Linked DNA regions of Homo sapiens: region 2 is linked to region 1. A link is an interaction called in ENCODE POLR2A ChIA-PET data of the cell type or tissue named here. Cell type or tissue: B cell. All regions are shown on one strand. Each heading gives the region's core, and the rest is flanking DNA. Links, peaks and the distances in the headings are about the cores only.

Region 1 (8,538 bases), core at 4,010-8,009:
ACCTTGTGATCCACCCGCCTTGGCCTCCCAAAGTGCTGGGATTACAGGCGTGAGCCACTGCGCCTGGCCTGGACTCTTACATATAATAAGCTTGACTTATCGTACAACTTATAATTGATGCTTTCACGTCATGGGAAGATCAAATTAATGCAGAGAGCGACTACGTTTCTGGTGGGAGAGCAGCAGGGGTCTTGAGAGGAACAGCAGTGTTGACTGTTTCGCTACCTACTCTGGGTGCTGATTACATCTTTCTTTCGTGCAGGCAAATCCACTTGGAGCTATTTTGGGCTCACTGTGGGCATCATTCTTTGTATACTCTGCTCCTTTCCCCCATAGTTTCTCTATTGATGGGGGATTACTAAAGAATGAAGAAAAGAACAAAATGAAAGTGGCTTTTGAAAAATTTTAAATGACTGTCACTATGTAACATATTCATTATTTCATGTCTCCACTGGACATTTTGGAGATGTGAGCCTTGCAATACCTACATGAATGCTTCTATGATTATGATTATTGTTTTGCTCTTCGCCTAACAACTTGCCAAGTATTGTCAACCTCAGTGTGTGAGATGGGGTCCACTCAAACATCAGGGCCGAAGTCAGGTAGTTCAGTTAAGTGAATTTGATACCAGGAACTAGTTACAAAGGAGTTGGAAGGGCTGGAAAGCCAAACTGGAGAAGAAGGGGAACCCCAGAGTAACAATAGCAGGAAGCCTCTACCGTCTACCTCTAGAACTGGGGAGGAGCTGAGTTAACAGAGTCCTGGAGCCATTGCTGGGGAAGAAGAACCCCAACTGCAGAGGAAAAGTGGCCATTGTGAAGAAGGTGATGGTGGAGAAGTCGTCTGAATCAAAGGGGAGAGGATATGTTGGCTCCTTTATCTTTTTATCTTTCATTGTCCTAATTCCTTCTGGGCATGGTTAAATGAGCCCAGGAAATGCAGTTGGCAGGAATCAGCTTCCTGTGACATAGACAGAGTAAGAGAAGGACAAAAATAATGAATCTGAGAGCAAGCAGGCAAATGACCAGCACATTAAGCCTAGCACACAGTATGTTATACGGGATTTGGGGTAGCAAAAGATGAAGGCAGGTCAGAGAAGCCACAACTAGGGGATGGGCAAGGTCAATGAGGTATGACGGGTATTGTATACAGGAAGAGGGTCATAAACAGGAGTGGAGTCAATACAGGAGACTAACATATACACATCATAAATATTAGTAGAGAAGCATAAAATAGTCTCCTGGAGATCAGGGAAACAGGAAATTATAGGTTTTCAGGATAATTCAGCCATATCCAGGAAACACACACAGTGAAGTAACAAAGAGTCAATAGGCTTAGAGTGGTACAATTCATTATGCACATGTAGGAATTCATTCCAAATAATAGGCTGAAATGTAGACATGAGAATCCAAAAAAGATGTTTTCTTAGTTTTTGCCAATATCTTAGCTACGTTTTTTTTGGTTCAACAAAGTAAGTTAACAGTCATATCTGCTTGGAAATTGTATTTAGGCCAGGTGCAGTGTCTCACGCCTGTAATCCCAGCACTTGGGGTGGCTGAGGCAGGAGGATCCCTTGAGCCCAGGAGTTAGAGGCTGCAGTGAGCGACAACTACACCACTGCATTCCAGTCTGGGTGACAGAACAAAAACTTATTAAAAAAAGAAAAAAAAAAGGTCGGGCGCGGTGGCTCACGCCTGTAATCCCAGCACTTTGGGAGGTCGAGGTGGGCGGATCACGAGTCAAGAGATGGAGACCATCTTGGTCAACATGGTGAAACCCCATCTCTACTAAAAATACAAAAATTAGCTGGGCATGGTGGCATGCACCTGTAGTCCCACCTATTCAGGAGGCTGAGGCAGGAGAATCGCTTGAACCCGGGAAGCGGAGGTTGCAGTGAGCTGAGATTGCACCACTGCACTCCATCCTGTCGAGACTCTGTCTCAAAAAGAAAAAAAAGGAAAAGAAACTATTGAAATAGCTGATATTAGTTTGCTTACTTGTCGTTACTCTTTTTCATGATGGATTATAAAGAAAAGTTATAACTATTTGAATTTTCTGCTGATTTGAAGTCTCTATAAACAGTACATTCCTTTTTGGTACACAGAGGGCACTTATCTGCAAGAAAGGCAAAGAAAATGGAAAAGTTAATGAAAGAGGAATCATCCAATCCACGAACAGAATGAAACCACATACACAGTGAAGAAACTTGTCTTACATTTTCTTCCTTATATTACTTATCATTCATGGTAGTGACTACTTTGGGGCTTGAGTAAAGCTTCTCTAATTTATTCCATGTAGCATCATATGTGAAAAAGACAAATAGATACTTTAGACATGATAATAACACTTTATTTTTTATTTATTTGTTTATTTTGAGACAGAGTTTTGCTCTTGTTGCCCAGGCTGGAGTGCAATGGTGCAATCTCAGCTCACTGCAACCTCTGCCTCCTGGGTTCAAGCGACTCTCCTGACTCAGCCTCCCAAGTAGCTGGGATTACAGGCACGCATCACCACGCCCAGCTAATTTTTTGTAATTTTAGTAGAGACAGGGTTTCTCCGTGTTGGCCGGGCTGGCCTCAAACTCCTGACCTCAGGTGATCCACCCACCTTGGTCTCCCGAAGTGCTGGGATTATAGGTGTGAGCCACCATGCCTGGCCCATAACACCTTATTTAAAAATAATCTGTCTGGATCCATACAACTTGTCTGGATAACTAAATTGGAAATTATTCCTTGTTTTAAAGTAATTCAATTGAAAATTTTTAAATTTTTTTGTTAATCAAGCACTTTTTGGTGGAATCTAAATTAACACATGTAGGAGATGCCTGTTTCACTAATTACACAGGCATCTTGCAGTAATTAATGTCTGGGAGGAAGGAATGTCTTTTGCTTACTCTCTTCTTCTTCACAAAAATGTGAATTTTGGAAAGCAATAATGGAAGCATGTAGAATTATAGAAATACAAATGTATATAACTATCACAAAAAAATGAGGCCAAAGGACTATTCAGATATAATTAGGCTATGGTAGCTGTAATTATCTAGGAAATTAATAAAATTCATTCACCTAGAAATTATTAGTGAGCATCAAATATGTGTCAGCACTAGGCTAGGGTCTCAGAACGTACAGATAAATCATAGTTCTGGCTTCAGGGAGTTATATAGATTAGAGATAAAACCTAACTACAGGGGCTGGGCACGGTAGCTCATACCTGTAATCCCACCACTTTGGGAGGCCGAGGCGGGTGGATCGCCTGAGGTCAAGGAGTTTGAGACCAGCCTGGCCAACATGATAAAATCCTGTCACTACTAAAAATACAAAAGTTAGCCGGGAGGTAGTATGTGCACCTGTAATCCCAGCTACTCGGGAGGCTGAGGCAGGAGAATCTCTTGAGCCTGCGGTGGAGGTTGTGGTGAGCTGAGATCACGACACTGCACTCCAATCTGGGCGAGAGAGTGAGACCCTATCTCAAAACCCCAAACAAAACAAACAAAAAAACCAAACCTAACTACAGGGCTATGAGAGATGACTACTGGCAAGGAGCCACAGGTAGAACAAAGGGGATGTGTCCCCAGGCAAAGGGTAGTCAGCAAGCCTGCAACCTCAGGGTTCCCGGATCTGAGCCTCTGGCTCTTGGCTAGGCAGGCCCCAAGCGTTGGCCTCCTGCCATGGCAAGCTCCAGCCTGGTCTCCCACCTTGAGCTAACATTCATATGTTGTAGACACAGCCACGCTTCCTGCTTACCTGTCACTTCCAGTTCTCGAAGGCACCCTTTTCAAATGAAAATCCGCCCCTTTTCACATCAAACAGCTCATCTGGTCCTGTGGATTACATTTCTCAGAAATGCCTCTGAACATTCGCCTCCTCTCCACCCCCACTGCCTCTGCTACAGTGCAGGTGCTCGCCATTTCTGATTTGTTCTGTCACACACTCGTTTATCAGGTCTCTCCATCTCCTGTTTTGACATGCTGTAAAGCAATTTGCCACTGGAAAAAAGGGCTCTCTTTTTTTTTTTGAGACGGAGTCTCGCTCTGCTGCCCAGGCTGGAGTGCAATGGCATGATCTCGGCTCACTGCAACCTCTGCCTCCCAAGTTCAAGTGATTCTCCTGCCTCAGCCTCCCTAAAGTCTGGGATTACAGGTGCACGCCACCAAGCCCGGCTAATTTTTGTATTTTTAGTAGACGTGGGGTTTCACCATATTGGCCAAGCTGGTCTCGAACTCCTGACCTCAGGTGATCCACCCGCCTCGGCCTCCCAAAGTGCTGGGATTTCAGGTGTGAGGCATCGTGCCCGGCCTCTCTTTCCAAAGTATGTTATTATTTTTCCCAAGACCCTTTGACGGATCCTCATTTCCTACACACAGTGGTTCTCAAACTTGGATGTACTCCAGAATTACATAGGAAATTCTTCATTTTTTTAGACGAGGTCTTGCTATGTTTCTCAGGTTGGTCTCAAACTCTTGACCTCGTGTGATCCTCCGGCCGCAGTCTCCCAAGTAGCTGAGATTATAGGCGTGCCACTGAGCCCAGCTGGAAATTTTTTTAAAACACAGATTCCTCTGAATCAAAATTTCTAGAAGTGAGGTCTGAGCAATCTGTATTTTTAACAAGTTATCCAGATGGCTCTTTACTGTCAGTCTGGTTCCAGCTGAGGGAGTTTTAGAATTACAAGGCAAAGTCCAAACTTAGCACACAAAGTCATTCACATCAACTCTTCCCCTGTACACACCCTATGTCATAGCCAGAGTTGTAACCCATTTCTTAAACACCCAGGGTTCTTTTAAGTCTCTGTGTCATTGTATGTTATTTTCTCTAGAATTGCCTTTAACCTCCTTTCCACCCTGGAAAGCATTCCCTAAGCCATCTTTGAAGCTTTCTTTGATCTCTAACTTAGAGTCCTCCTCTCCTTCTAAAGCCCTGTGTTAATCACTTGTCATGGTGTACTTTAATTTTTACTTGCCTGTTTCTCTTTACGGTACTTTGACTTCAAAGGGTGGGGCTGCAAATTAGTCATCTCCTTAGAGTCCAGCCTTGTTCCTAGTTCCTAACTGGCACTTAATATAAACGAATGAATGAATGGACAAATGAAGAGAATGCTAGTTATGATAAAGAATTGGCCGTGTATGAGACTACTTCTCTTTATGAACTAAATAATTATATGCCTTTCAATAAAATACTAGTACACGTAGCTAGCACAAGCTCATCAGCATTTGAGATGATATGGAAACCAAAATAAACAAATGCTACCACAAAAACATAATGACTGCTTTCCCCAGTGCAGGACTGATGGAATCATCAAACATTGAGATTAATGTAATGTTTGGCAGATGTCCAGTGTTTTTATTTTTCATTTGCCTTTGTGTTCATTTATGGACTAACAATATAATAAACACACACATACTCACAGTACATCTTTTTTTTTTTTTTTTTTGCAAAGCCCAGTTTTCTTCATCGCATATCTTTGTTTTCTTCAAGTATCCCCTTACTTAATGTTGGTAGTATTTTTTTTAATGAAATATAAATCCCTAACCACCAAGCAAGAAATGAGACTCTTAATTGCATCAGTTTACAGTGCAATGTGAGTGTAAATAGTGTAAATTGAATTTTTAATGGACTTTTTTTTTTCCCGTTTTTGCTTGCCTTACATTCATTATCCCTCCCTGGGTAATAAACATTTATTTTTCCCTTTGTAACCACTCCTCCCCTTCTGTCCATGTGGTTCTTTTTAGTGGAGCTGGTGGTAGGGATGTGGCATGAGATTCAAGCTTGGCCACCTGGAGTCACTGTGTTGTGCTCCAGAAGGACACCTGATCCAAGTCAGCCAGTAAGAGTGAGCCCCAGGATTTTTGCTTGGACCACTGAGGAAAAGTGTACTCTGCCCTGTGGCTGATCAACCATTAGGATATAAGCCATTGTTGTAGCTGTGTGAGTCAAGCTACCTGAGAATGAGGACAACACAGTGGCAAGCAACACCAAGAGAGAAAAAGAGGCAGATTCTGATGACATTTTTGAGCCTTTGCATCCAGCTATGCCTGAATCCAATTTATCCCCTGGAATTTACACTTACTTGAGCTCCACCCACTTGAAAGAAAACATTTCTTTTTATTCTTAGCCTGATTTGAATTTGGCCTCTCTCATTTACTACCCAAAGTGTCTTGACCACTAGAATATTATGCCAGACTTTACAGCATCATTGAATTTGCCACTTTCCAGAAGAGTTGTGTGAATTTTCAATGTAGCTTTTACCTTCTATGAGTATCTAGAGATATATTTAAGTAGAAGTACTCCACTAGTTTGTTGTGAGATCTTAAGTCACTTAATTTCTCTGTACCCTAGTTCCCTCATTTGCTAGACCTAGGGAGCTATAATGTTCCTTCTGCAAAATTCTTATTTTGTGAAATATTCTAGAATGTCTAACTGATACACTGCTAGAACAACTGACTGCTATTTAAGAAGAGTTGACTGCTATTTAAGGATCATAATTCTCTAGGCATAAGTGCTGTGACGGCACAGCGTGTGCATCGGGGCTGAGGGGTGGGGTGGAGCAGAAAGTAGGAGGAGAAAGTTTGATAAACTTCCTTTTGGATAAATTGAAAACAGTCAAATAATTTATAATTTCTTATATTATCATTATTAGCTTCTTCTATAATTAGGAGACTTGTTCCAAAATGTGAGAATTGTCACAAGTTGTCAAATTCATCAAAGGAAGAAAATGGATGTCTCACAAAAAAGTATGCTCAGTCCAATTTCTTCTCGTCACACTGGAACAAACTGAACAGTTTTACACAGAGATGAGAAGCCTGGACATTTTTCAAATATGTTTTGAAGAGAATGGCAATGCCTGAGACAGAAGTAGGAAAAAGCAATGAATATTTAAAAATCTGAGCTGGTGTAAAACTAGAAATAGTTTTAGTAAGAACAATGTGATGTGCTACACTAAGTGAAATGTATACATTGGGCCACATTATAATCAAAAATAAGAATGTACTTTTATTCATCTTTTATTTAAACAATAATCAAGGTGGCGGGCGCGGTGGCTCATGCCTGTAATCCCAGCACTTTGGGAGGCCAAGGTGGGTGGATCATGAGGTCAGGAGTTCAAGACCAGCCTGGACAACGTGGTGAAACCCCGTCTCTACTAAAAATACAAAAATTAGCTGGGTGGGGTGGCATATGCCTGTAATACCAGCTGCTCGGGGGGCTGAGGCAGGAGAATCGCTTGAACTTGGGAAGTGGAGGTTGCAGTCAGCCAAGATTGTGCCATTGCGCTCCAGCCTGGGTGACAGAGCAAGAGACTCTGTCTCAAAAGGAAAAAAGAAAAAAAAAAAATCAAGGTACCATTTGTACCATTTCCTGGAATTTCTCCAAAGTGGCAAGGTCACATGTTTATACATTAGACTCCCAGTTTAACACACAGCAGACAATAACTTTTTTTTTTTTTTTTTGAGATGGAGTCTCGCTCTGTCACCCAGGCTGGAGTGCAGTGGCACAATCTTGGCTGACTGCAACCTCCGCTTCCCGAGTTCAAGCGATTCTCCTGCCTCAGCCTCCCGAGTAGCTGGGATTACAGGCATATGCCACCATGCCCAGCTAATTTTTGTATTTTTAGTGGAGATGGGGTTTCACCACATTGTCCAGGCTGGTCTCAAACTCCTGACCTCATAATCCAGCCACCTCAGCCTCCCGAAGTGCTGGTCCACCCTTCCTTCTTTTCTCCCTTCCATCCTTCTCCCTTTTATTCCATTTTTCTAAATATTAGACCATAGTACAAATCAAAAGTCACAAACTGATAGGCTGCAATGTAGATACAGCTGGGAAAATGTTTTGTTTGCAGAACACTGGGGAAATTTAACATGAAAAACTGGAAGATCTCAATCCACATGGCCACATGGTAATATTATTAATGTTGCAGGGGCTTTCCAATTCAACATGTCCTCTGCATCCCTACTATTTATACTGCCACTCATCCACCTTTCTGTATTACTGGCCTATCACCTATACACGTTTGAGTTTATATTCTTCTGGCTTTACTTAGCAACTTACCTTTTATATTTAACATTACAACATGGTATTATCAATTAGTATTCGATTCAGTTGCATATAACCAAAAATGCCAAATTATACTGGCTTAAACACTAAGGATTTATTTTTCTGTCATATAAAACAAGTCTGGAGGTGGGTAGTCCAGGGCTAATATGACACTCCAGTGTCACAAGGTACCTGGGCTCCTTCTATTTATCTTTTTTTTTTTTTTTTTTGAGACGGAGTCTTGCTCTGTAGCCCAGGCTGGAGTGCAGTGGTGCGATCTGGGCTCACTGCAAGCTTCGCCTCCCGGGTTCACACCATTCTCCTGCCTCAGCCTCCGGAGTAGCTGGGACTACAGGCGCCCGCCACCACGCCCGGCTAATTTTTTTGTTATTTTTAATAGAGACGAGGTTTACACCGTGTTAGCCAGGATGGTCTCGATCTCCTGACCTCGTGATCCACTCATCTCGGCCTCCCAAAGTGCTGGGATTAGAGGCGTGAGCCACCGCGCCTG
Region 2 (12,029 bases), core at 4,084-8,083, 160 kb before region 1:
AACACTATTTTTTAAATGTAGTAACATTAAAATATTAAAATATCCCGTTTATTAAAGGCTCTTAAGATTTAAAGAAAAATTTCCTGTGCACATACAATGTACCTATGAAATACTGTATTATTAGTTATTGTACAGGCAAATGAGGCTGTTACTATAAAAAAAATGTGGTGTCTAAAAATTGCAAGTCTATGTGAAAAATCAACCTCAATTTATCTAAATGGGATTTGGGGGACACGGCAGACTATTAAAATAGAACTCAAACTTCAAATTCTGTAAACTGAACATCTCATTAATGCCACTTCACCATTTAAAAAAGTCAGCACACAATGTTAGCTATGTAAGTTTATCTGCAGATGTTACAGGTAATTATTTCTGTTAACTCCTCCTAAAATATTATTTAGTAATAAAGAATATTTCAAAAGGAGAGTAGGTAGAAACGAAGATCATAACTATACTTACTTAATATGAAAATGACATTTCATTTATTTGCTAATATGTGGAAAAAAATTTTCTAATTAATTCCTCCTTTATCCTTCTTTAAAAACATTTTATTTCTTCAACCAGCACACTGAGGATTAGTGCTATGGGTATTACCACAGTGCCCTGTGAAAAGACTTGGCTTCCAGAGAAGTCATACCTTGCATACCCTGGAGTCATACCTCAAATTGGCTCTGCATGATTGATTTTACAGCGGGCATTAAAATTCTTCTGAAACAAGGCTGTGTACCTTTGAGAACATTCACATTTAACCTTGTGAGCTCACTTCTACAAGAACAATGAACTTATTTGTCAGCTGCCAGGGGGAAAATCAGCTTAATGTAAAGAATTAATTAAATCAGGTTGACAGAAGCCAATATCTCAATGTTTTTAAATTAAAATTTATTTAAAGGAATAAGTATGGGTGCATTACATAAACCTAATGGTTCTTCTAAGCTTCAAAAAGCATTCATTTCAAAAGTATTCACTTTTTTTTTTTTTGAGACGGAGTCTCGCTGTCGCCCAGGCTGGAGTGCAGGGGCACGATCTCGGCTCACTGCAGGCTCCGCCTCCCGGGTTCACGCCATTCTGCTGCCTCAGCCTCCCGAGCAGCTGGGACTACAGGCGCCGCCACCACGCCCGGCTAATTCTTTGTATTTTTAGTAGAGACGGGGTTTCACTGTGTTAACCAGGATGGTCTCGATCTCCTGACCTCGTGATCCGCCCGCCTCGGCCTCCCAAAGTGCTGGGACTACAGGCGTGAGCCACCACGCCCGGCCCAAAAGCATTTACTGTTAAGGCTGCCTCATTTTTCAGCTTTGTTGTAGTTGAGATTCTGATGTTCACCTAACAAAGTCCCTGACAAAACAGACTTCCTTCAATCCAGGTCATAATTTGAAACGTTATACAATAATGAGATTTAAGTGATGAATGGAAAGAAAAGAAGGAGACTGAAAAGATATCAGAAATTTCTATTTGTTTTTAGATTCAGAAAAATATAATTACAGGCCAACATGGGTCTGACAGAGAGGAAGGACGTCAGCAGTTACTTGAATGTAACCCCTTCCCAGCATTTCCAAAGACCTGCAATGTGCTCATTGTGATCCAAGGGCCTTGTTACCTAGTTTCTAGGTGATCTACAGAATTGAAACAACCCAGCACAACTTTATTTCTTGAGAAGATGAACCCTTAACTATGAAGGTGCAGAAAGGAAGTCTTCAACTGCTCACTCACCATGGCTACAGTATTCAAATGCAACAATCATTCAGATAAATAAAACCTGTGAGAAAAAGCAAACAGGTGGGCAAGCAAAGCGGCAGTGATTCATACTTTCAGTTAACCAATTGAACAGTGGTGCTTCCTTCTGAAGAAGTTGTTCATTGATTTTTGTTTTTTAAGAAACAGAAAAGCAGCAGTATAATGAAAGAAGATTGGCTGAAGATCTATCCAGCCTGTTAACTACGGCTTAGTACTTCCAGAATCCTGAGTAACAACACATGACCTGTGTGATGATAAGAGCACAGAACACATGAACAACCAAAAGATTCTAAGCTCAGCCTCTTTCCCTATAGTATTTACAGAATAATTTTAAATTTCAGTTTCACCTCCACTACTTCAACGATTTTACCCTGTAAATTGCTGAAGGTCTTTGTGAACTGTCGAACAGCAAAAACAAAAAGTAGAGGTATCTAGATTATAAACTTCAACCAAAAGTAGTCCTTGAGTAATTAAAATGTTACTTCATTATGTTCTTTTTAAAAGAAAATTCCTCAGAAGTCCACATTCTTTACATGCCTTCACCCTGTTGAGCTAAACAGGTCAAAAGTATAATAAACTCAACATTATTTTTAACTTGCGTTATTGGTGGTGCCAAATGAGAAAAGAGCTGTTTTTGCCACTTTGGGCTGGATGATTAAAAAAAAAAAAAAAAAAAAAGAGAGCTGTTTGTATTTTAAATTTAATATCATAAACAATTTTTAAAGGTAATATAATATAGAAGTTCTCAGAATGAAACAAAAGGAAGGCTAAACTTCATTTTAGACTCATGGTAACACCAAAGCAATTTTAAGAATGTGAATAGGAAGCTAAACACTGCAAAGAGAATTCTTAAAAATCAGATTAGTTAAGAAATTTTGAAGAGAACTAAACTCTTCACAGCAAACTTGAAAAGAATATTGATTAATCAAAAGCCTGTGAATCCTGGGACATACGTTTACTGATATCTATGGTGAATAGAGTCCAGGAGCAGTTGCATAATAAGTACATGTAAGGCCTAAGTTTAAGAATTGCAATTAGGAGTATTTTACATTTAATTTATAATCTTAGTAGAGGAAAAGTTCTGATGTGATTTTAAAAACAGAATCCCTTCTCGCCTTACTTACTTGGTACTTTAACCATTACAAATTTATTCAGGAAAACTAAAATTATTTAAAGAAGAGACATCTAGTTCTAGAGTAATCTGGCACATTCATATGTGAAAAAAATTAGAAATCACTTGATACATCTACAATACACAAATAGACGTATAAACATTGTATTTTAATAATACTCTTTGTCACTTCAATTTAAATCATTCCATTATGAAAATTTCTTAATTGAAGGGAGACTATTTCTTCAAAACTCTAAATTAAACAGAGCTTTATCAATTAAGTTTACAGCAATATAGCCTTTAGAAATACATATTTCTTCATTTTATAATAATACTTCCCCTTTAAAAATTTGCCATGGTTTGTCACAGATTTAAAATACAAGGCACCTAATGCTATAAAAGAATAATACAGTAAATGTAGTGTAAGTGAACCAGATATTTTCTCAAATACTTATTCTTTTTAAAGTCCCATGAAATTTGCACAAACATGCTTGTTGCATAAATTAAACATTTTTTGTGTGGTTAATTTGCAATATTCTACAAAACCCAAAAATATAATCCACACTTATTACAGGTAGCTTATTTTAGCATTTTACCTGTCAGAAATACTGGTCTATGAACACTTAAGTGATTTCTTGAAAACATTTTCATAATATATTCCAGCATTTAACATGTGAAAATAAAGTCCCAGAACATTAGGATTTATTCCTTGATTAGTTCAAATGATTTCAACAGCTGAATTCCTTGAGATGTGTAAGGCAGGTTGGTCCTTTGGATGGACTGTAGACTGAAACTTCCTATAACTGTAGTGATATGTACACAGCTACATAGCAAAGTGCTTCATTATGAAAATGAAGAAAACAGGTATGAGAAAAATATATTTTAGAGTTTCAAAGAACTCAAACTGTTATTTTTCAGACTAGGCACTGAAACATTTTTTCTACAAAAACTTGCCAGAGATTGTCTCTTCGCTGTATAGTTCCATTATCAAGCTAAAAACAGAAACCACAGAAATGTGATTAGATTATAATTTCACAGTTTTAGTTTTCTATAGTTTACATTTTAAAAAGCAAATTATCTTAAAATTGAAATACCTATTTTCACTGTATACATACTTAATAACTGGATACTCAAATTTGGAGTACTAAGAACTTATGAATGTGACTTCTATAGCAATGTCAAAAGCTGACATCAACACTAAAGACTGTGTATTAGCAGTTAGTTGTACTCCTGGTATATTCCACCATTACTCCTGCAAAGACAAAGTCACCTGCCCAGTCTATTCTACTCTATTGCAATCCATCCTCCCTAGTCTTCACTCTCTCCTTTACACAGCTCTCACTTCTAAAAATACTGAAACCTTGCTGGATATGGGTAGGTTTAAGTGTGAGTACGAGAACAATGCACAGCATACCCAAGAAAAATAATGCATAAATTACAGCATTAAAAAGCTTTCAAGAATACAAAGTCCTCACTTAATGTCATAGGTTCTAGGAAACTGACTTTAGGTCCCCGAATAACATTTTTTCGTTCAGTGTTGTTATGTTATAATGTTGATGCAAAAAAAAAAAGTTTTGCTGTAATTTTGCTTAAAGTCACAGTTTATAAGAACCTACTGATGATGTTAAGTGAGGACTTACTGTAATTGTGTTTACGTTTTTTTAAATTTAAAGATGGCACATAAACATATATTTAGTTCCACTTGTTCTCCAAAACCTCACTAAAAAGGAAACAAAGGGTTAAAAAAATATATTTTTTAACAGAAATAAGGTCTCACTATGTTGCCCAGGCTAGTCTCAAACTCCTGAGCTCAAGTTATCCTCCCTCCTTGGCCTCCCAAAATGCTAGGATTACAGGCATGAGTCACTATGCCCAGCCTGGAATTTTTTTCTTAAAAGGAATAAACCACATGGACAAAAAGAAAAGTAGAGAGATGAGAAAATAACAGCCAACTCTTGGTTAGCAATGGAAAAACAGGACCAGATATCTCTGTAAGGAGGGGTGAAGAAACAACTAAAAACATGAAGACTGGTATAATGTCTATAGAAAAAGCAGACAGACACTCAGATGCCCTCTCTTACTTTTCACAGTTGGCCAAGTGCCTTTTCTCTACCCCAGGAGAAGACTTTAAGGTTTACTCTCCAAAAAGGGTAGTAACAGAGAATCTCTGGATAAGGGAAATACCAGGACGAATCCTACATAGCTCAGTCATAAGTAACAATTTTTTAGTGACAACAATATAAACACTGACTACAGATCTATCCAAAGTTATGCAACAACTACACAGGGATGATGAGGAGGCAGAACTGATATGGAGACAGGAGGCCTATGAGGTGGGAGCAGAGGAGGAGTCAACTTGAAAATAATCTGTCCTCGTTGATCTTAGTGGGAAAGTCAGCTGAAGATGCCTAAAACCGAGAACTCATGAAACACAAGTCATAAGCATGATACTTAGGGAGACAAGAAGGAAAATACCAAAAGAATCAGCTAAGAGTTTAATTTCCTCAGAGTGGGAAGAAAATGAAAGCAGGATGAGCAGGGCAGGGAAGGGCAGGGGTAACTGCCTTGTACAAAAAGTCTTGGAGAACTAGAGCTCAAACCATGTGCAGGTATAAACTAGATTTAAAAACAGCACACTAAAGAAAAACAGAAAACCAGGACCATTAGCTGTAGGTTAGAAGCAAGTTTACCAGGAGGATAATGAAACTTAACCTTCAAGCCTAATATAAGTGTTAACAACTGACAGGAGTTGTACAATGTTCTAGATAGGGAGGGAAAACTCAGTAGCAATCAAGAAACACTTCAATATAAATTGCCTAAAGATGTCTTAGAAAAACTAGAAAAATTCTAGTAGTTTTTTGTGATCTTTCATTCTAAATAATCACTTTTGTACCTGCAAAATCTGTACGTTACATTTAATTCAAGCTTTCATTCAGCAAAATATTAAATGTCATGTACTCTATCATCGAAGACATATAAAAGACACTATTTCTTAAAATGGAAAAAATGGAAAAAAATTCCAGAAGCATTGTTAAATGACAAAGCAATGTCAGAGAATGAGGATAAACACTGTGCCAGTTATGTAAAACAGACACATAAAGACTAGTATTTTCCAACCAGTATATTGTACACCAGAATATTACATTTTTCTTTTATCATCAGAGAAAAAATATTTTTCTAAAGCATATTATTAAATAAAATGACCCTTAGCATGAATAAAAATGAGTTAAAACTTTCTGATCATTTGAGTCAGGCACTATTATACATACTTTATATTTACCAAGTATTTACTATTTTAACACCCTCATAAGGGAGGTTCTACTGTAATCCCATTTCACAAATAAGAAAGCTGGAGCATCAAGAGATTAAGAACCTTGCACAGGGCCACACAGCTAGTATGTGGAGAAGACGGAACTGGAGTCCAGGCTTTAGCCCCTTTAGCCTCTAAGGCTGTATTGCCTCTCAAACAACTAATTATAGAAAATCAATCCTTTGAATATTACACAGATAAGAACCTTATTCAATACTAAACCCAGCTCACATACAAACCTGGGCTACAGACAACAGACAGCTAACTAGCTCCATCCTCCTGAGAAACACTGTGCATAGAAATGAGACTCTCACACTGTTCGCTGTCTTCTGGAACTCTTAAGAAAAAAAAAAGCAGTAATTAAGGAAAGCTTTAGAGCTGAAAAGGAACCTCAAACCTTATTTATTCCATTGCCTGAAGCTATGTGGACAGGATGCAAGTCAGTGGCAGAACCAACACTAGGATAAAATTTCCCAAGAACTTGTCCCAAGTTAGCGTTTTTTGTTTTTGTTTTTTAAATAAGAGATAGGGTCTCACTTTTTGTTTTTTAAATAAGAGATACGGTCTCACTTTTTGTTTTTTAAATAAGAGACAGGGTATCACTTTGTCACCCAGGCTAAAGTGTAGTGGTGCTATTATAGTTCACTGCAGCTTTGAATTCCTGGGCTCAAGTGATCCTCCTACCTCAGCCTCCCAAGTAGCTTGGGACTGCAGGTATATGCCATCATGTCTGGGTAATTTTTTTTTTAATTTTCTTAGAGACAGGGTCTTGATATGTTGCCCAGGCTGGTCTTGAGCTCCTAGCCTCAAGCAATTCTCCCACCTCAGCCTCCAGAGTCACTGGAACCAAGTTCTTTTTATAGCAAAATGTAAAAAGCTTTCATTCTTAAAAAGAAAGAAATTGGAAAGAAAAACTGAGGCAATACTATTCTATCATGAATTATGTTCAAACCAATAAAAGTTTTCTATATTTAAGTTTGTTATGGCAAAACAGTAAACCTTTTGGTATTACCTGTGAATCATATTTTTTTTAAAAAAATGTAGTTACTAGGCAGGCAAATCACTTGTGGTTGGGAATTCAAGGCCAGCCTGGCCAACACGGTGAAACCTGCCTCTACTGAAAATACAAAAATTAGCTGGGCATGGTGGTGCATGCCTGTAATCCCAGCTACTCAGGAGGCTGAGGCAGGAGAATCACTTGAACCCAGGAGGCAGAGGTTGCAGTGAGCTGAGATCGTGCCATTGCACTCCAGGCTGGGCTACAGAGCAAGACTCTGTCAAGAAAGAGAAAAAAAGAAGAAAGAGAAGAAAGAAAGAGGGAAAGAAAAGGAAAGAAAAAGAGAGAGAAAGAAAAAGAAAGAAAGAAAGAAAGAAAGAAAGAAAGAAAGAAAGAAAGAAAGAAAGAAAGAAAGAAAAAGAAAGGAAGAAAGGAAGGAAGGAAGAAAGAAAGAAAGAAAGGAGAAAGAATCTTATTACCCAAAAGATCTAAACCAATTATTTTATTTTCATCTGCCGTAACATATAAGTTATCATCTTTCAATAATTCCTCACAAAATCTCTAAAAGCTAGGCCAGCATGATGCAATTCTCAGTTATCTAGCAAACACTATTTTTAAAAATGTGTATTGGGACTAAACTTACCTCTGAATTCGATGTTTTCTGCATATAAAAGCAAATATTCTTCTGATTCCCACCATCACAGGATCCCAATTATTATAATGGCATAGGAGAGTTACAATAAAAAATGAAAAAAATACAGGGATAGCTCCTGCAAAAAATAACCAAGAAAACTGCACCTAAAAATAAAAGATAGAGGAAAAAACACACCCACAATTATCATTAAGGCAATTTTCCCCTTCAATGTAAGTTTTCTATTTGTGAAAACTAGCAGGAATAAGAACAATGGGAAGACAAAATTAAACACTGACAATGTATTAAGTGTATTATTATTAAATAAGAATTCAAGACTTCAACTTACTATTCCATGCACCTAAATTACCAACAACAATAGTTCTTGCTTGGAAAATAGGCTAAAGGAAAGCCAAGAAAGCATACTTTCCATTTATAGGCATTGTACACTTAGAGTAGAGATATACAGTAGGAAACTTTGCTCCTGCACACCATGTTGCTCATTTCTTCTTCACTGTTTGCTGCCTAGTCTCAAGTGGGTCTCTCTCCCTCAGTTTCTGAAGTCATCTTCAAAAAATGTATATTTTCGTAAAAAGTTACAGTTGTAGTATGCTGTGTATGCTACAGTCCTTATGACAGTACCAAAAACAAATTAAGTGCAAATTTGACACTCAAAACTCGCTTATCTAGTAATAAATGAAAAAAGCTCAAAATGAAATAATGACCAAATAAAATAAAGAAAAAAATATAGAAATATTTTTACTAAGGAATGTTAGCCAGAGAAGACAAGCAACAAGACAAGCCTCATCAGTGATGTCAACAAGTCTGATCCTCCAATCCATCATTTATCAGAGTTGTCAAGAAAATAAAAAATATCTGTAAGTAGGGTGGAGGTATTAAAATCAAAAAGAAAAAAAAATAAGAAAAACAAATATATAAATAAAAAGAAAATAAAAAATAATGAGATGCCATCCAAAACAAAACTCATTCTTCCCTTTCACTAGTTCACTTTTACCATCTAGACTCAGCTAAAGATCAGAAACGATTGTCAAAGAAGCCTACACTGATCAACCACTGAGACTTAAGTGTAACACACAGGAGGTTTGCTTTAAAAATAATGATGAAAATAGTAACTTCTATCTATAAAATAGGAAAGGAAAACTGTGTTTGCCCTCTTTGAGAATTAAAAAAAAAAAAAAAAGGGCATGGAATCATAGGTAAGACTCCCTCTGGTGGAAAACATATACTATTCCATTTCATAGCACCATTAGTCAGAGTAAACGAGTTTTGTGAGCATAATGTCTTTTATGAGGGAACTCACAATGCATAACACAAGAATAATAACTGACAATTTTTAACATGCATGCCCTATTTCTATGGTATTCATATACAATGACTGAGTCAGCCTAAGAAGACCCCGGAAAGAATAGTCATTAAACTGAAAAGCCTTCATTTAGTTATGAAATTACCAATATATTTTAACATATTCCTGGAATATTTGCCAGAATGACTAATAATCAGGAAAAACCATGCTGCATTTAAATTATCCAAGATCAGAAAAGGTATTAAGAAGTTATAAATAATGCGATTAAAAATGTAGATATAGTTGATAGAATTATTTCATGAATATTCAACTAAAAACCTTATTTCATAACTGAATCAAAGCAAACTTAATAAAGATAGATAAAGCCCTAGAAGACTTTAGAAGGCAAGTTCACTTTCCACAATGTAGCTGTTTATATGTTGTCTCATAATAAAAAACTTCTAATTTGATTTCCAACAAGCTAAGACAAAAGAAACGAAGCCATTTATTACAACAAAGAAAATTACCTATGTAAACAAAATTTTTTTTTCTAATTCCTAAATATATCTGAATATCAAATAGAATATGATCAAGGATGCTTTCTATTATATAAAATGATTATAAATAGATTTAAATAACCAATTTGTTTCAAGCACAATGTTAATAAATGCTAACATTTCAGAAGCTATATATAAATACAGTTAGCTAATTAAACCTAAAAACCCTATAAAAGTAGATTTCTCTTATGTTTGTGTTACAGTTCTGGACACACACTGCTGCTTTTTCCAGATGGAATCTCCCTAACCTCAATCCTGACACCAACACACAGCCTGCTCCTTTAACTGACTGCCCAGTTCTAGATATGAAGACAATCAAGAACACCAAATCTTTTCTTGATTGTCTTCATATCCAGAACTGGGCAATCAGTTAAAGTTTGGTTATGTTTTTATAATTAATTGCATGTGCATACATTTCCCCGTTTTGTCTTTACCCTAAAATACTTTATTAAACAAATTATAACCATTATTGTTTGTAATGATAATTATGAAATGACTAATCATTTAATACAATTAGGTCCCCTGTGACTATTTTCTTAAAAATTCCTGAACATTAAGCTGCAATTTTTTTCAATCTACGAAAGCTTTTGTTTTTAAAATATCAGTACAATAAAGATGATTTACACAGTAGTCTACCAAAATCCTCTAACAAGTAGCACCTTCCCAGTTTCACAACCAGTTTGGTTCATATTCAGGATTATGACCTGAAGATGAAGAAGGGCCTAGATATTACTTAAATCTATAAAAGAATGATGTGTAATAATGTGCAATGTTAGTGTTATATGGAATATCCACATTCTTTGAAAATGCAAGTTATGTAAGATAATTAATTCTCAATTAAGGAAAGAATCTCAGTTCTTTAACCATGACAAATAAGAATTTACTGACCATAAAACAAAGTTAAATATCAGTAAAGAATTATTTTATAAATAAAGAGGATATAGAGCACTAAGCATATTTTGCTTTTATCTTTTTTTTTTTTTTTTTTTTTGAGATGGAGTCTTGTTCTGTTGCCCAGGCTGGAGCGCAGTGGCATGATCTTGGCTCACTGCAACCTCCGCCTCCCGGGTTCAAGTGATTCTCCTGCCTCAGCCTCCCAAGTAGCTGGGATTACAGGTGCACGCCATCACACCCAGCTAATTTTTGTATTTTTAGTAGAGACGGGGTTTCACCATGCTGGCCAGGCTGGTCTCGAACTCCTAACCTCAAGTGATCTGCCTGCCTCGGCCTCCCAAGTGCTGGGATTACAGGCGTGAGCCACTGTGCCTGGCTAAGACCTAGAGAAAAATAGGTTTAAAATTTTGATTATTGCTTGTACACATTATAAGCCTTTGGGCCTTGAAGTATTTCCCTCTTCAAATTATATTAGACTAAAACACACATACATACACACACACACACACACATACTTCTGTGACTTAGTAGTTGCAGTTAAAAGTTAAATGCCTACATATACTGAACTGTGTGATAAATGGCTATGCTCCATCTTTCAGTGCTGGGCAACAGCATACCTCTGTTCTTCCTGCTTCACCCAAGAGCACTGAATAAACTCTTCCCTTCTAGGCTGCTGGCAGAAACATCCCAGATTCTCTTTTCTGCGGTGTTAGCATTGCCAATATTTATCACAAGAATCCCCACATCCATACTAGGCCTTCAGAGAAAAGGGATGGGATACCCACTCTGCTGAGTCCAGAGAGAGATGGCTAACTTTTACTGCAAACAGCATGATTCCTGTGCTGCTCATTCAGCACAGTGTTAAGGAGCCTGTGATAGGGTTTATCGCAGAAACTAAAATGCTTGTATGATAAAATGTGACTTACCAAAGAACATCTGGAACAGAATCAGCTCAAAAACTGGAGAACTACATATGAAGATGATGCCCTTAACTTAGAAATTTAGGGAAAAAAATGGAAAAGCTAAAAATGGAAATTATCTATTTCTTCGGTACTTTCTATATTTCTATGTAGTAAAGCACCTTGGGAGAGAAAGCATCAAGTATTATTTATGTTTGTATCCTTATAATTTAATCACATCTCAACTTTCATTAGGTTTGTTTTAATAACACACCTAAAATATCTATGAATAATAAATAGTTTCCTTACCTTTTGCATACACATGTCAGCTATTATGGACAGAGGTATTGTAAGGCTTAGTGCAAGTGTGCCTATCAATGATGAGGTAAGAAAGCAGCCCCTAAAAAAAAGAAAATATACATTTCTATATTTAAAAAATTAAACCAAAGAAAAACACTGAACAAAGACTTTCTATCCTATAATATAGGCCTGTGAGATCAGGAGCAAAGATAAGAGGCTAGGATGGATTGAAACATAAAATATAATAAAGTTATTAAGATGATTCTCAGTTTTTCTTCAAATATTAAAAATAC

The links. Peaks named below come from ENCODE experiments on the same cell type or tissue, not always from the same donor. Only the 100,000 strongest peaks of a DNase experiment are listed, where the experiment ranks them.
Region 2: POLR2A ChIA-PET joins it to region 1 with 6 read pairs; 4 of 35 experiments call an interaction of 5 or more read pairs at or near these places.

What each region holds. Positions count from the first base shown.
Region 1 is chr2:113,873,150-113,881,687 of GRCh38, forward strand. All of the region lies in intron 1 of ACTR3-AS1 (ACTR3 antisense RNA 1), which reads right to left. It overlaps LOC124906071 (a long non-coding RNA gene), which reads right to left. Exons shown (of 3, transcript XR_007087205.1): 3 at 5,314-6,840. Among named protein-coding and RNA genes, the nearest start is that of ACTR3, 13 kb to the right of the region's middle. In B cell, for the core only: no CTCF peak of the experiment used is centred there; no DNase peak of the experiment used is centred there; H3K27ac peaks cover 812 bases.
Region 2 is chr2:113,711,359-113,723,387 of GRCh38, forward strand. It overlaps SLC35F5 (solute carrier family 35 member F5), which reads right to left. Exons shown (of 16, transcript NM_025181.5): 13 at 11,746-11,836; 14 at 7,796-7,950; 15 at 6,395-6,492; 16 at 1-3,837. The coding sequence ends at 6,417. MIR4782 (microRNA 4782) reads right to left here and starts at 10,010; the gene lies at 9,932-10,010. In B cell, for the core only: no CTCF peak of the experiment used is centred there; no DNase peak of the experiment used is centred there.